Regions from separate parts of the Mus musculus genome. Here region 1 is linked to region 2. Evidence: chromatin loops called from intact Hi-C (ENCODE). Cell type or tissue: heart. All regions are shown on one strand. Links, peaks and the distances in the headings refer to the core of each region. The heading gives the core; the rest is flanking DNA.

What was found. Hi-C counts contacts between places; a loop is a spot of excess contacts. Peaks named below come from ENCODE experiments on the same cell type or tissue, not always from the same donor. Only the 100,000 strongest peaks of a DNase experiment are listed, where the experiment ranks them.
Region 1: a loop joins it to region 2, with 2.9 times the contacts of the local background. A loop is called at or near these places in 18 of 42 quality-filtered maps.

What each region holds. Positions count from the first base shown.
Region 1 is chrX:136,757,489-136,765,825 of GRCm38, forward strand. It overlaps Glra4 (glycine receptor, alpha 4 subunit), which reads right to left. Exons shown (of 9, transcript NM_010297.2): 8 at 5,231-5,380; 9 at 186-498. The coding sequence ends at 208. BC065397 (cDNA sequence BC065397) reads left to right here. Exons shown (of 10, transcript NR_033324.1): 4 at 613-708; 5 at 1,072-1,270; 6 at 2,368-2,430; 7 at 2,930-3,087; 8 at 4,503-4,600. Among named protein-coding and RNA genes, the nearest start is that of Glra4, 18 kb to the right of the region's middle. In heart, for the core only: a CTCF peak has its summit at 3,778 (motif pointing right); no DNase peak of the experiment used is centred there.
Region 2 is chrX:136,816,360-136,824,696 of GRCm38, forward strand. Plp1 (proteolipid protein (myelin) 1) reads left to right here and starts at 6,399. Exons shown (of 7, transcript NM_011123.4): 1 at 6,399-6,558. The coding sequence starts at 6,555. In heart, for the core only: a CTCF peak has its summit at 4,133 (motif pointing left); a DNase peak (open chromatin) is centred at 3,512.

The DNA.
Region 1 (8,337 bases), core at 26-8,025, 59 kb before region 2:
CTGGATGAGGGTATATAAGCCATGTTTGTAAGTACAGCTACTATTGGCACTAGGCAGTCCCCACATAGCTTGGGAACTGGTAATTGAAGTTATGAGTATGAGATCAGAAGGAACTGTTCAAGTTCCTGAGAGAGTCTGATGGAAGGGAAAAGCCCACCTGGGTGAAAGCAGGAAGCCAGCAACTGTACACTATAGCCTCCACCCTGTTCACAGTGCCTGGTGGATATCTTCTGACCTTAGTACTTTATAGACAACCCAATAGAAGATATTGAAGACAAGAAAAGTAAAAGGGAAGACAGCCCTGGAGATGGTGTCAATTCTCTTGGCTCGGTCCACATAGAGTTTCCTCATGGTTTCTCCTTCCTTTAGAAGAGGGGTTGGAGGTTGGGGACTATAAATGCTGGAACCTTCCATTGGACCTCCATCCCTTGCTTGTAAGCAGTGTCCTAGGCCATAGCCACGAAAATAGAAGCGGCTCTCTCTTATGATGTCTTCTTCCTATAATTACAAGAGATAAAAGGTGGTATGTATATGTGTGTATATATATGTGTATATATATGTTATATATAATATTTATGTATATTAAGCTATATGCTATGGTTTCATTTACAGCCATGCATTGAGTTCCCTTTGAATATGTGTAACAACATTTGGAGTCATCTAAAACCTACTGAAGTGCCAACATCTCAACGTCAAATTCTGTGACAGGTAAACAGAACAATAAAACCACCAGATAGTAAGGCTGAGATATTTTGACTTGATAAATTGATTTTAATTAATTTTAAAAGCTTTAGAAATAGTTTGTTTGTAGATAGTACATTTTAAAGCTAATTTTGAATGAAAGCATGGCGGAGGCACATTTTAAATACGCAGTAAGCAACATGACCATTACTACAATAGTTGGCTGACAACAGCTGGGAAGCAGGAAGCAAGGACAGGAAGATAGAAATCAAAGAAATTGAAGGGAGCAGGAGGAGGAAGTGGGAAGAACCATCCACAAGAGCTTTACTTCTGGAAGAAGCCCTCAGTCCCTCTACCCCACAACTTACTTACTCTATTTTCTCATTTTAGAGCAGATTTGAGAAATATATCCTTCAAATAGAAGATGATTATGTATATTAAAAGTGTTGAATGCTCTGCAGTAAAAGCTTCAGCTAAGAGATTGCCTGAAATGAAGTATCCTTTTGTCTGATTTCATCTACCAACTCAAGTGTGCCCAGCACTGAGGAGGTTCCCGAGTCTCTCATCCCCAACACTGGAGAAGTCCAAGGTAAAACAAGAAGAGTAAGCCACCCTAGCTACCTGACGTAGTTCTTTAACTTATAAGAACAAGGAATATATATGTATATGCAGAATGAGCACAAAGGTGTTAAACATTTTGTACAATTTAAAGGACACTGTGGGATGTATATAACAAGGCCTCTGCAGCTACAGAAATCAATGAAAAAGTAGTTGATGAGGTACTGGTATGGTTGGTAATAGTAACGTCTTAATTATGATATCACCCAAAACTGACCTGTTATGAGGACAAGCCTGAGCATCAGTGGCAGACAAACTCAGGCCACAAACCCTTTCTCTGCTGTCTGTTAGTTCATATATAGACAGATTCATTCCTATATTTCCAGTGGCAGGAACCATGCTTGGACCCTAATTGATACTCAGAAGCTGTCTGTTGAATAGACAACTGGGCTGATAAGCCACATGCTTCAGGATATGAGGAATGGAGTGGCTTTTTGTTCTTGGATGCCAATATCTTGTCAGGGTCCCAAACTAAAGAGTGTACTCAGAAAAGTATCTTGTTCAGTTATGAAATACTTGACAGGAAAAAACAATTATTATTTGCCCCACTATACAGTGGTTCAATAGCCTTTTGCTTCTGTAAATGGAGGAACACTTTTTAAAAATATTCATTATTTTTATTTGAGGTGTATGGGCAGTTGGCCTTCATGTATATCTGTGCATCATGTGTGTGTACTGGTGGGGCCCTGGAACTGAAGTTATAGATTGTTGTTAGCAGCCATGTGCATGCTGGGGATTGAACACAGGTCCTCTGGAATAACAGCTAGCCAGTGCTCTTATCCCCTAAGCCATCTCTGCAGCCTGTGAGGAACACTTTGAACACAGGAAAAAATTAACGTCTACCCACCAGAAAGCTTTACTGTCCTGTTCTTGAAGTATCGGGGTCTTCGTAGAGAATTAGATGTGTATATATCAGAGGCAGTTCACTATCCTGGCTTGTTAATCTTGAAAAGTTACAGTTTGGCAGCCTGAAGGCTCTGCTCATTTATCATTTTGGCCTTTTTTTAGTCAGAGATCTTTATTAATCGCACATGTATTGTATAATTAATATTCACACTCTTGCTACAGGGGAGATTTGCTGGGACCATTGGTATGCAGAATATCTCCTAAGGACTTAGAACTATGATAGGGGTAAGTAAAGTAAACAAATACTTGCTAGCATTGCAGTATAGCTGTACCGCACTGTAGTGCACTATTCACCTCGGCACCCAGCTACAAGACACAGCTACAGAGGCTAGGTACTGAGAAAACATTCCGAGCGAGGAACTTAGATCCAACTGTAATTGCTGTTTTTATAAATCCCATTATTTCCCCTTTTATCCAGTGAATCTAAGGAAATTGTGTGGAAATATTTCTCAGGCTAGAAGAAAGTAATTTTATACAGAAGAGAAAATATATCTAATAAAGTAAGCTATTCTTGGTTCTTTTTAGTTTTAATATGTATCTTTTTGGCTTGCACAGCAAAGATTAGTGCCCTAAAAGAGGCCTAAATTTGGATATTAGATACTTAAGACAAACTCTGAATGACGAGGGAGTGTCATTGGCTTGGGGAGGAACAACATGCCATTGAATATCCCTTTGCTCTTTCTATGGCTATTGAAAAGAGTTGAATTTGTTTCTACTTACCTAGGAGCCAAGTGCTGGAAGGCTAGAGAAGGAAGCTGGGAGATAATGCCCAGTGTAAAAGGTGGACTATGAAGACGGAATAGAGTAATAAATATGGAAGTGAGACACTCAGGGAGAAAAGATTCTGGACATGGGGCAGAACGCTCAATGGAAGACAGAGAGGTGAGCAGGGTTCTGAAAGTAAGGCCCTGAGAGGATTTGCTGGTATTTTGTAAATTTTCTAGTTCTTAAGTTACTGTATTGATAATAGCAAGGATTCTTGTCTATGCAGTTTGACAGCCTTTGCCTTTGACTGGTGTGCTCAGAGCCAGGGGCTAGGCTAACCCTGCAGGGGTGCTGAGAGTAAGGCTTTCACCTCTTCCTCTAAACTCCTTAGACCAGCTGCGAAGGCAAAGGGCATGTAAAACCATCGCCATTTCCTGCACTGCCACAGGAGAAGAGCAAGCACCATGCACGGGAGACAAGTGGTGGAGGAGGTGGTACTAGGAGCAAGATGAGTAGCACTGTAGTAACTGTAGTAATATTTGTTACTGGGACAGCGACACAAGTGTTTTAGGTAGGAAAGGGGCTCTGGAGTATTTGAAAACCTGTTCTTTCCTAGGAGTGCAAAGTTAAAAAACATTAAAAATCAAACTATGAATCGAAGAGTTTGGTACCTGGAGAAAAGTTTCATACAACTAAAGAAGAGGCAGAGATGATTATTTTAGGAAAGGGAGCATCCTGATTTTTTCATCCCCTAATTATGTACATGTTTTCCTACCCCTTCGATGAGGTAGGAAAATCTTATAGGCAGCTCTCTGGAAGAATGAGTCTTATTCAAAGATATGTAGTTGAAGATCAGTCCACTAGAGGGCTCACTCTTTGGGAACTATGAAAGAACTAAAGAGAGGAAAACTAGAAGAAGAATCTGTATGAGATAGGAGCCCCGTCTTCCCCAGAAAGGAACCATATCAAGAAATGTGAAGTCATATAGATTGTATGATCATTGGAAGTCATAATAGTGGTGTGCCAGGAGCAACTGAGGTGGGAGTTGAGAGTTAGGAGGAACAAAGCATCCTTGTATTACTATGTCTCAGGCTAAAGTCCGAGTGTGTGTGTGTGTGTGTGTGTGTGTGTGTGTGTACACGCGTGTGTGAGCACTCGTGCACATATTTGCGTGTGTGTGTTACTGTGGATCAAACGCAAGATTTATACATACGCTTGGCAAGCACTCTGCCACTGAGCTAGACCTGCTGCCCCCTAGAGTCAAGATTTTAACAGTGCGTTCAGGTAATTTGTTTTCTCTGCTCCAAGAAGTAATTTTGTGCTGTGCATTTTGGGTTTGAAGCCTCTGGATTAGACAGAAAACATGGAATCAAAGCTCGAGACACTGTCTCTGAAGATTAAGCAACCAGTACCAAGGCTTTCAGCTTTGCTCATAATTGGAGCTTGCTTGTCTCAGGGTAGCCTAAGCACCTCTGTTGTCATGACAACTTACCTAGTGCCTATTGTCTGGGCAATTGAGGGAAAACTGCTTCTGTTGTCATGACAACAACTTCCTCTTCTATCTCCCCTTGGTGATCACTCTGTTCTGGAAGAAATGGGGCTAACAAACAAGAGTGAGGAAGACCACCACCTCAAGCCTACCAACTCTGAAGTGCCTGATGCTCAAGATACATTCCACCAATCAGAAGAGGCAAGTAGTGGTCTTTCAATTTCAGTTCAAACATGGGGACCATCTTACAGTGCTCCATTTGAAAGGCACTGGTGTCTGACTCTTAGTTCTTAATAGAGGACGACTTAAAGTACCTTCCTTCTGTATGCGAGGAAAACCAAAAACACTATCATTAATTCTCAAAGCAATAACATCAATGTTAAGCCAATATATGGTTCTAATAGTGGCAAATATATTTTTGTTTGCTTGTTTTGAGACAGGGTCTCTATGTAGTCCTGGCTATCCTAGAACTTGATATATAGACCAGGCTGGCCTTAAACTTACAAAACCTTTAGTCTCTACCTCCCAAATGCTGAGATTATGGGCATGTGCTACCATGCCTAGCCTGGGCTAATATATTTTAAGCGTTTATTGCATGCATACTCTTAATTTCTCTACTGCCTTATAAGGGTTAATGTCTCATTGAATAGATAAAGGAAACAGTACCAGAAAAACTAAGTATTTAATTTAACTGTCAACAGCCTGGGACTAGAATTCCCAGGATTCCCAATTGCCTAGTCCTAGAGTCCTGGGTTGGGTTTATAGGAGGAGTAATAGGAAGGAAAGACTGCAAAGGAGAAGGAAAGTGGGCTCCACCCCTTCGGTACTCACCATACGCTGACGTCTCTGCCTTCTACGAAGTCTCATAAATTCCTTATGCTGACGAGAGACAAAATTGACTGCAGCATACTCAAGCAAGGCAGCAAATACAAAGAGCAGGCATACAGCCATCCAGATGTCAATTGCCTTTACGTAGGACACCTGCAACATCCATGAACAGAGAAGTTATCCTTTCTGGAGTCCTTCCATGGACTGTCCAGTGGATTTCTAATCCATATCAATTGCCTGCTATTGTTCAGTTTTATCCTGAAATTTCTGTGGTTTTAAAAAATTCTGTCCTGTTACATATCTTTATCTGAAGGCTACCCATCATCCTTCATCTTCCTGCAGTCTTCACCCTCCACTTTCATGAGCCTGTCCCCTTACTCTTTATTTCCCTTCTTTGTTATTCTTGCATGCCCGTTTTGCCTTCTCTCTCTTCCTCTTTTATTTCTTTTGATTCTTCTCTTTTAGTAAATAAAAATGATCAAATCACATTTGCTTGCCCTCTGGGATGCCCTGGGTTTCTCTTAGCCATGGGAGGTGTGTGGAGTCAGTTACGACTCAGAGAGAAGGGGTTTCAGCAGAGGTCACTTAGTTAAAAGGTGATACTAGGACTGGAAAAATTTGGAGCTTTGAAGTCACTGGCCTTGACATTTGCTTTGGTTCTAGCCTCACTGGCAGACTAGAATCTCCCCCGTTCCTGTTCGGCTGTTGACCCCGTGGGGTTTTCTGCTGCTTTTGCAAGAGTTACTGCTGAGGAGTAGGGTACAGTGGTGAGCTAAAGCTTCATCTCTCACCTTGGAGAGAACAGGGCAGGATCCTGAGGGAGTGCTACCTAGCCCTTCTCATGACACTTCAGTAATTGCAGGGCTCTCTGGGCACCCACTCATCTGCTTCCTGCCATGTTCCTCTTGTTACCTGCCTTTGGGAGCTTTGAAGAGCTTTTTTTCTCCCACTTGCCTGGTAAAGGTTGAACACACACAAACCTCCTCAGGAAAAAGGCTCAGCTGGATGGGTCTAAGAGGAGGGACAGAACTTCAATTTATTGAGAACCTTTCAGTTCCTTAACCGGAGGGATTTCCTGTGGAGTTTGAGCTCACTCCATATAGCTTCATATCAAGGGTAGGATTTGTGAAAGTGACTCCTTTTTACCAGCTTCTGTGTTATAGAGCACTGAGATTGCTGCAGACTCCAGCTATAGCAAAGGTCGCATGGGATACATTCTCTACTTACTGGCTGTCTCTGTGAGAGTAGAGATTGATAGTGGAGATGGCATCCAGGACTTCCTGTGTTACAGGCATAGTGCTTTACCAATAAGCTATATCCCCAACCTCCTATCTTATTGGTTTTTAAAAGAAAGTGTTCTACACACATGAGCATTTAGCAGTGTTTATAGGAAATTTTGGCAACACAATTTTAGAGTGGTCATAGCTACTGGCATCTAATGGGTAAAAGACAAGGGTGCTATAAAGCATTATAAAGCACATACCATTCCTCCCTCCAAACACACACACACATTTGTTCTAACTGACATGTGAAAGTTGGCAAACCCTGCTTTACTTCTGGGCAGCTCCACTGAAAGAGTAGGAATGGGTTACTCAGATTAGGAATTCCTTGGTGCAGTCTCCGATTCAATACCAATGAAGAAGGTATCCCATTTAACTGTCTATCTCCCAGACCCACTGGCCTCTCAAGGACGTCAGATACCTGCTATGAAGATCAGTAATGAGGCAATGATAAGGGATAGTCATGACGGGCTTTAGGCTATTAATGAAAAGGGCACCTTATGTATTTGTGGCTTGTTAATGATAAATGTGTCACTAATAAGGTTTTTTAAAAGATCACTGTGATCATATCACAACCCCTCCCACTACAGCTCTTTAGAGGTTCTCTATTAACCTTGTGTTCTAGATGTGTCGCACTTGCCATGGTCTTTGACCTCTCACTGCCTCTTCGGCCTCAGCGTGCCCCTTGTCATCTATGATCTTGCTGTAGTAAAATGTTTCAGTGTTTTTAAAGAAGTCTGTCTCTTCCTCTTTTCTCTGTGATCTGACTAACTTGCTGTTTAGCTTCCATCTTAGATAGCATATGTTTGAGATGCCTTTCCTGATCGTCCTAATGTGTGTTTTACTGTATGTGCTTGGCTTGCCCATAACTTTTTAGCATCCACCACACACCTGGCCAGTTCCTCCACTAGACTGAGCTTTTCCATGCCAAGAACTATTTTTATGTTGTTCTGTCCCCAATACTTGAGTGCTTGGCACACAATAAGTGTTTTGTTTTGTTTTTTGAATGAGCAGATAGAAGGTTTAGCAATGTGTTTGTCTCTGCTGGCTCCTACTTGCTGTCTCTGCCCTTCTTTCCTTTCTTTGCCTCACGAGCTAAGGGCAAAATATAGAGAATTGGAGCCTTCCTCCCTGGTGCAGCTTTATATCTTGTCATCCATTTAGCTTTTCCTGTCGCTGAGCCTCTTGCAGCTATGGAGATCAAGAGCCTGGCAAAGAGACAGAAATCAGTGCCTTTAGGGTGCTACACAAGGTAATGAAGGAATGCTTCCTGTAGACTATAGCGAAAGACTGCCCCACCTGAGTTCCCTTACAAAGAAATCCCTTATACTCTCTTCCTACACAATAGAGGTGTGTTTTGGATGGGAGTAGTGTTGCTATCAGATGCCTCTGGCCTGGCCTCATCAAACATGATGTTGCCCAAACTGAAGGATGAGCAAGATCTGCTTGGCTTGCTGGTTCCTTTGCTCCATGGCTCTACCTACCAAGACTGTTCATTTCAGGGTACATGGCCTGACTATTTTGCTTACAGACCAATGAGGCTATTAAAAAGTCATGAAAATATGACAAGAAGGTCCTAAATGTTGCAAACAACCTCTTGACAAAGTCTGTTTTTCCAAATGAGGAAACTGTGTGAAAACTACAAGCAGATGGACTGGACTCACTTACAGGAGAGGATGAGAAAGGAAATCTCTTGGCAAGAGGCATAAATGGCATTATCTTCTTGGGTTATGAAGAATCTTCTTACTTGACAGAGACAAAAACTTGGGGTAAGGCTCTTAATGCAGTGATCCAATAAAAAGCTATTATAGTAATGCAAGTATCATAGCC
Region 2 (8,337 bases), core at 274-8,273:
TATCATACTGAACGACCTACATCTTGGGAAATACTTTTTGCTGGCAAATTGACAGTTGGTGACAGGTTTAAACTTCAAGGAGCTGGAAACATTGGAAAACAAATGAATTCTGAAACTGCTAAGTGAAACCCAAGACATTTTAGTATTTTTATGGAGCACATATCCTAATTGCTGTTTTAAAAATAGGCAAGTTTGGGGATATCTAAAAGTCCTAGATCTGACAGTTGTCAGTGGCAGAGATCACTAAAGTTCTGCTTCTTTATCAGGCACTTCGAGAGTGTCAGCCCCTCTCATGGTTATTATTAATATTGTTTTTGTACCTCAGCATAGGCAGTGTATTAAAAATGTCATGTTCATTATTTTGTATAAGCCCTGATGGGTCCTGTGCCCTATAATAATAACAATAGAAGTGCAAGTCGGGGGGGGGGGGGAGTGTGCATGCCTGTAATCCCAGCACTCAGGAGGCAGAGGCTGACCGATCTCTGTGAGTTCAAGTCCAGCCTGGTCCATAGAATGATTCCTAGGACAGCCAGGATACAGAGAAACCCTGTCTTGAAACGAACAAACAAAAATATAACAATAGGAAGAGATCAATTGTGAAATCTGAAGATAGTAACCATATGAGGTCACCACTATTATATCTTTTCAGGAACAAAAAAGCAAAGACTAAGAGGCTCAATCATTGCCTAGTGTCATAGAGCTGACTAACCAAATCTGTGGATGTTTTGAAGGAAGGATGCTGGAGTCTTTGTTTTTAATGATTGCTATTGAACCAAGGGCTTTGCTATGGCTGGCATGCCATTGATCACTGCTCCAACTTCAGCTCCAGAATCTAGGTTTGAAATCACTATATGCTATGCTCATATCGATCCCCGACCAAGTAGAAGGCTACTTGATATCTAGCCAAAATCGTGAATGCTACCATTCAAAGACCCCTTCCTTTTGTTTCGTTATCATGGAGGATCCTCTGAGAAGAACACTTCTTTGACTTTGCAGTTTTTCTACAATTGTTCTTTTTAAAAGAAAACATTTTCCCTTGCTGGTCAGGGTCCACACAACGCCAAGAGTTAGGCCAGGATAGAGGATCTATTAGCACCCCCTGATTCAGAGGGTAGCCCTCAACTTGGCAGGGCCATGAGATAAGTTGAGCTTCAGGGCCCAGGGTCCCTCATCTCACTCCTGGTTTCCCAGGGAGAAGCCAACGAGAGTGAAGCTCTTTGACCAGGAATCATTGGCAAATGGAAGAGCCCAATGCAGACAAAAGCCCCTAACCCCACATCCTACCTAGAGACACAGGTCTTCTCTTTTGCCTGTGCCAGCTTATAGGATGTCACTTGGGCCTAGACTTGTGGGCAAATTGGCTGCTTAGACAGAGCTTAGCTGGGGCATGAGAAGGAGAAAGCGAGGGCTCTCTGTGGGGCCCACTTGCCCTAAGCTCCAGCAAATGATGTGTACTTACCTGAGGCACTTAACTCTCAGCAGGGAGGATTGAGGCTTCCCTTGCTTCTTCGTACTATCTGTTAGCCTAGTTTCCCAGGAAAGGGACTTTAGCTTCAAGGTTAGACATTCTGTTCTATAGCACACCAAGTTTAGATTGCAGTGCCACCACTCAGACTGACCCTTCAACTGGCTATGCAGCCAGATACTTGCCTTTGTTTCTCTGAAAGGCCCAGAAAATTCTATCATCATTGCTGTTGTTGCACCAGGAGGAATAGGCAGGTTTATCTCTGTAAAGACTGCCCGGGGCTGTGGTATCAAGAAGTGGCCTAGGCAACTGTTAGAGCTGATTCCGCAGTGGACAGATGTAGCCCACAGTATTGGTGGACCCTATAGAGAGGTAGAAAGGCTTTGTGCCTCTGTCACACTACCTCCTGGGTCTTCATCCTTTTGGATAGCATGGATGCTTGTTTTCTCCTACAAGAAGCAGAGCTAGGGCACCCACCCCTTCCCCAACCAGCTGTGCCCTAAGGGAGTTTCCAGGGGGTTCCTACTCCCAGTAGCACCCTCATTGGCTGTATATAAGAATATGGTTGTGGGCAGGGTGAATGTCAAGTGGGACAGTGGGGGCCAGCCTAACCAGTGTACTGAGGGCTGCCTGAGATCCGTGGAAGAGACTTTAGTGGCCTGCGGACTGCTGTATTGAGGAAGTTTTCAGATGAAAAGTTAAATAAAATAAGCATGAGATCCATATAATTACCAACCACAGCCATGCTAAAGGATGTAGAGTAAAACGGCTTCCCTTAATCTCCAAATTCCCACCCCTTTCTCCAGAAGCAGCCATTTTTTAGCAGGCTAGGTGTACCATTCCAGAAATAGACATTCCCCCTCGGGAAGGTTCTCCTTTTTGTTTCTGGCTTAGTCTGAATTTTAACTGTGATGACTCTTCTTTTTTTTTCTGACTTCATATTTTAATCATATACAAAGGAGAGAAAATAATAGAACAAACCTCCATGTTCTCATGTAGTTGTAATAATTATCAACATTTGGCTCATTATTTCATTAAATCTTGTTATTACATTTTTCTGGAGTGGGCAAAGCTCAAGGATTGTGACATTTGGCTATAAAGACTTCTAAAATAAAGACTCTTTAAAAAGCATTCTTGTGGCCAGGGATGCAACTTAGTAGTATAGGCATAGAATACTGAGAGTCTGAGTTGGATTTGCAATAGCACATAAACTCAGTCAGTCTTGGTATTATAGCCACACCTAAGAAGCATCCCAGCAGTCTTTTCTATCGATTGTCTCTTCTGAATCCCACTTATTTGAAGCCCATCAAGATATATAAAACCCACTACATTTCAAACATTCACTTTATATTTTGCTTAGAGGAGTATGAAGGGTTAGGAACTTGGGTCATAGCAGCCAGAGAAGCTCGCTCGCCCATCCTCCCCTTTGCTATTCTTGTTCAGGAAAGAGGCTCTGTATTCAAGCATTCTTTCAGAGCAGAACAATTGTCCCAGCAAGTTCCAAGCAATGAATCTGGACAGAGGTATTTTCTAAAGGTACTTTTGTCTTTTGCCTATTAGGTGACTTCTGTGTACCCCATTACTCAAATGATAAAAATAAGTATATCTATAGAGTTAGGTGACTATTGACAACCAGGGAATAATTTTATTTTTGTTGTCATTAGACTTCATACATCTGCACTCTCTAATAGGGCTACCCAGGCAAAGCCAGCCAAGTTTTCAGGGTTCTAAGTGGGTTACATGGTTTCTTCCCACTGGATATTTGGCATTTCTCAGGTTTGAGTGTTCTGAGTTTATTTATCTGAATATTTTCTCTTCTAAGCGACTTTCTTACTCTATCCCAAGCTATTTGCATATCTCCCTTTTACATAAATACACAATTTACAAGTCAGCCCTGTCCATCCTTACATTGCTCCTTGAGTTACCAGAAGAACAACACCCTCACTCCCCACAACACACACTGTGCATGACCAAAGAATGCGACATCTCTGGCCCTCAGCCCTCAGTTCTCTTGGCCAAAAAGGCATGGCCAAGCCAATCGGCATAAAGTTGGGTGTGGAAAGTTCTATCTGCAAACACACAACACTTGATACATCGTCTGCCACTCTGCCAGTATTCTGTGCCAGGATTGTGAAAATTTGTAAAAGCCAGCCACTCGCCTTTCCAAATTTGGCCTGTGATGACACAGTATTGGATGGGACAAGAAAAGCCTCAGCTCTAGACGCTCTGGATGAGCCCGAGAACTCAGTCATACTGGGCCTTCTCTGTTTCCTTGTCTATCTTCCAAGTGAACATTCAGAGAAGTGAACCATCAGATTAGGCACTTACGAGCTTATCTACTTTTCAGGGAGCAAGTCACTGGACTTCTCAATGCCCTGGTTCAGTGGAGCAAAGAAAACTTGTTTGCTTTCTGGCCTTCCAGAATCTGATATGACAGGGGAGAACATGGAGGTACTATCCAGATGTTTTGTAGTTCATTGAAGACAGTTGCACAACTAAACTAAGCTGTGATCAAGGGGGCCCACGTTTTCTGGTTTACTGCTAGAACTGCATGAAGCACACTGTTTACTGGTATACTACAACCCTGCTTTGTTCTTCCTCACAGGCTCCCAAAGCAGGCAGCAGACTGCAACCATGAAGGCTCTTGGTGCCCTCTGGAGGAATGTTCAGGCATTGCAGAAGCCCAGCCAGAATGGAGACTTGTTTTTTGTTCAGCTCACTTAAGAGACCCAATGAAAGCAGAATCATAGACACAGGTAGGGTGGATGGGGTTTTCTTGGGTCAGGGAAATTCTTGAAGACTGGAAAAAAAAAGTCCTCTGAGGACTGTAACAGGAGCTTAGAAGAAGGATGCAGAGGGACTGTGCAGGCAGACTGTCATGTCAGATAGACAGAGCAACCGCAATGCACTAGATCCGAGGGAGCTGGGAACCTTAGGGGACAGGGGAGGGTGTGACATAATCGCCTGGCTGAGCACCTTTCCTAGCCATTAGCAGAAGAGCATTGCAGAAACAGAAAGATCTGCCCCATCAGTGAGGAGAGAGAAAAGGAGGGACAAGAGAAAGAGAACAGAAAATCAAATTCAGAGTAAGACAGTGGAGATGATAGAAAGGAGCAAAGAGGCCTCGGGGAATATGGTAGATAAGTTTGTGTCTGGGAGTTTACTGGGGAATTATTTCCTTCTGAGTAGCATAAACAGTCCCAGAGATGCTGCTGAGAATGGCTGAGATGCATCTGAGGAGTCAACCTGAGCGATTCCCCCCACACATAGATCAGCTTTGGCTATTGGCTTTTTGATTTCCCCACATCAGAATTCCCAAAGTTTAGGGTCAGTTCTTTTTGCCATCGTCCCTCTCCTCCAGGGCTGTCAATATAAAGAAGACCTACAGCTTCACTTCCATGACAGGCCGAGTCTGTGTCTGGAGAGCAGACCTAGGAAGGCATGGGTCTTAAGATCCTCAGCAGTCAGTCATGGCCTTAGTGTAGGATGCCCTGGGAAGCTCCTACCATACTGTTCCTCATGAGGCAGGTTCAAGGATCCCTTACCTTTCAAGTTGTACAAGAGCAAAAGATTTGTTTTAGAACCAGCCTCATACAGTCTACAATTCTGGAGTCCAGAGTTGTAGGTCCTACTCAGTTTTCCTCCTCTATTGTCTCTTATCTCAAGACAAAAACCACAGGACAAGTTCAGGAGGACATACCTTATTTTTTAGAGGTATAGAAATGACAAGTTCCACAACTTTCCTTAGAGCCATTCAGCAGTAGAATCTTGCTTCTAAATCAAGAGGGTTATGAGTGTGAGGCTTCTGAGGTGAGAGAGAAGATAGACAAAGAAACCACATAAGCGCTCCTTAAGGTGCACCTGTTTTAGAAAGGACTAGAAAAGTTTGCCTAGCTAACATCACCTTTTATATTTGGTTCCTTCACAGACGTCAGAAATCACTCTTACCATTGTAAATGGTTCACAAATACTTCCCCTCTTTTTACTGCTTGGCCATATTTTTTCATAGAATCCTCTTTGAGACAAGGACTGTATTTTCTTTCTCCCCCCCCCCCCAACTCTGACTGCTGCTTTCCCAAACGCTCCTTCCGTCTCCTTAGCCTCATCTTCACTCTGATGGGAACACTATTTCCTGGGAAGAGTTTTGACTAGCTGCTTGCCAGTTTGTGATAATGTCTTGTCTCAGAGTTCATTTTCCTTGAAAATTGCCTACATGGTCCACTCTGGCCTTTTTGTCCCTTGTGACCTTGGCACAGGTCTTGCCCTCTCCTTTGTATCTCTGTTATCCAAATGTACTCTCATTGCACGTCTGGCTTTTTTGAGCCTGGTCACACACAGTCTGTTCATAGAATCAGCAGCTGGTTCTATCTGCATTCTTCTAAAACCAAAGCTTTTGAAGAAATTATTTTAAATGACTTTTTTTCTTCCCCATTGTGTTTCCAGTGCCAGGAAGAGAAAGAATGCTTTTTTTGCTTACAGAGGAAAGGAAAGGTTCCATGGTCAAGGGCAACGAGCAGTGAGAGTTGGGTGCGGTGTGTTTGGTAGTATAGTAAGTAGGCTTTTGATTCAGACCCCCTTCTCATCAGGGCTACTATTTCACATGACTTTACATGCTCAGACCCAGGTATGACACATTTAAATGGACCCAAGGATCATTTGGGAGGATTCAAGAACCCCTCCATTTAATTTACACCCCTAATTCACACTTCCTGATTTATTTAAAGCAAAATGAAATTCTAGAGAAGCTTTAGGGGGGAAAAGAGAGAGAAAGAAAAAAAACAATTGGGAGTGAAAAGGCATAAAGAGAAGATGGAGCCCTTAAAGAAGGGAGTATCCCAAAGGAGGTGGGGACAAGGGGAGGAGAAGGGGAGGAGGAGAGGAGGAGGGAAACGAGCCTGTCTCTTTAAGGGGGTTGGCTGTCAATCAGAAAGCCCTTTTCATTGCAGGAGAAGAGGACAAAGATACTCAGAGAGAAAAAGTAAAGGACAGAAGAAGGAGACTGGAGAGACCAGGATCCTTCCAGCTGAGCAAAGTCAGCCGCAAAACAGACTAGCCAACAGGCTACAATTGGAGTCAGAGTGCCAAAGACATGGGTGAGTTTCAAAAACTCCAGCATCAAAGATGCAGGCACAGGAGTTCAACTTTGGGGCTTTGGGTTTCCAGTGGCTTAAATAAGTTGTGTTTTGGCACTTATTTTCTGTTTTAATTTCTTAGCATTTAACTGTATTAACCCCTTCTCTGCTGTGCTGAGCATACTGCTTCACTGCCAACGAATCCTGGCAGTACATGTGGTGTCTTCCAGACCTTTGGAAAATGCACACAGGTTGGCTATGATCATGTGGCTTCTTACCCCTCACTTCCTTGTCCTCTCTCCTTTCCCCGATCTTAAGGCCCTGATTATGGTCAGGTTGTGTGGGACCCCTTGTTCTGCTGGAGGCAACTTGAATATTGACTAAGCTACAAATGCATTAAGTACTTGCTTCCCTGATACAAACTTCAAAGCATGTTTTGCATCAGTAGGATGTGGAGGAATGGGGAAAATTGGACTCAGACTTGGCAGTGCCTATAGTGGACATTCCAGGTTCAGAAAATGAAAATACAGTTCACAGTGGTTTTACCATGCGGAATAGATATGGATTGTATGTGCTTGTGTATGCTTGTGTGTACGGATGCATGTGAGCACACACATATAGGACAACATTTCTAGTATCATGGACTTACCCTTAATCCCAGATATAACAAGGAGGCTTCTATCTAAAGGCTTTTGTTAAGTTGTCTGAGACCTGAGGGTTTTTCTATGTTCCACAACTATGGAAGATGTAAAATTCTGCTGTCCAGCAGTGCCTGTTCAGAGTAAGGTGTGTGGGGCATAAGGGTCTTTGCCTAGGTAAGATGCTGCAGAGATAGGTACTTATTGCTCACATGTGGGGAAGATAAAAGTAGCAACTTGAACACATCCTGAAGGAGAGGAGATTCAGTTTTCCTGTGTGTTCACCGTGCAACTTTGTAACCAGTAAAAAGATCCACAGAAGTAGTTTTTCAATTAGAAACTGAACTGTTGTTAACCTTGGCTTTTTTCATCTCAAGTCACTGAGGGAACTGTTACAAGTATATATGTAGGCAGGATAGTTAAGAGGGTGGCGTCTTAGACTACTGGTCCAAACAACCAGGTTTGGATCTCAGCTCAGTCTCTAAGGAACTCTGCAAAATTAGGCATGTCACCATGAATCACCATTTCATCATCTGGTAGACAGGGGCAACAATAACTGTTTTGTCTACTTTCAGGGTGGAAGATCAAGTAATAAGGATGTGGCAGCCCTGTCAGTGTAGAGAAGTCCTATAAACCCTGTAAATTCTGATGACAACGACTACTCTGCACCAGTGCATATCTAGGCTAACCCTTCCTCTTTGCAAGGTTGTCTTTGTGCATACCTTGTATGTAAGAAACATTTGATCTCGTAAATGTAGCAAGATGGGAAAAAGTCACTTCCTGCTCTGGACCCAGGAACCCTATCTAACATTCATGTGGCTGATTAAATAGGTTGTTCTTTCAAAACAGAGGAGGAGTGTAAGTTGAATTACTTCCTCAGGGGATAAGGCCCTGAAGAGATAAAGACAGGAAGAGAGAAAATGACCAGAGGAGCATGTTCTTGTAATGGAGGCTGAATGATCTCCCCCAGAGGATGTGGATGTGGGTGGGTAAGCAATACATGGACTAGGGATACAGGACAGAATAGCCACTGTCTCTGCAATCACTCAGTAACACAGTATCTGAGACCATGTGAATTTTCAGCCATTTCTGACCAGGCAGTGGAATGCTATTGCTTCTGATGTGGAATGCTGTTCAACCCTTGCAATAGACCAGTCAAATC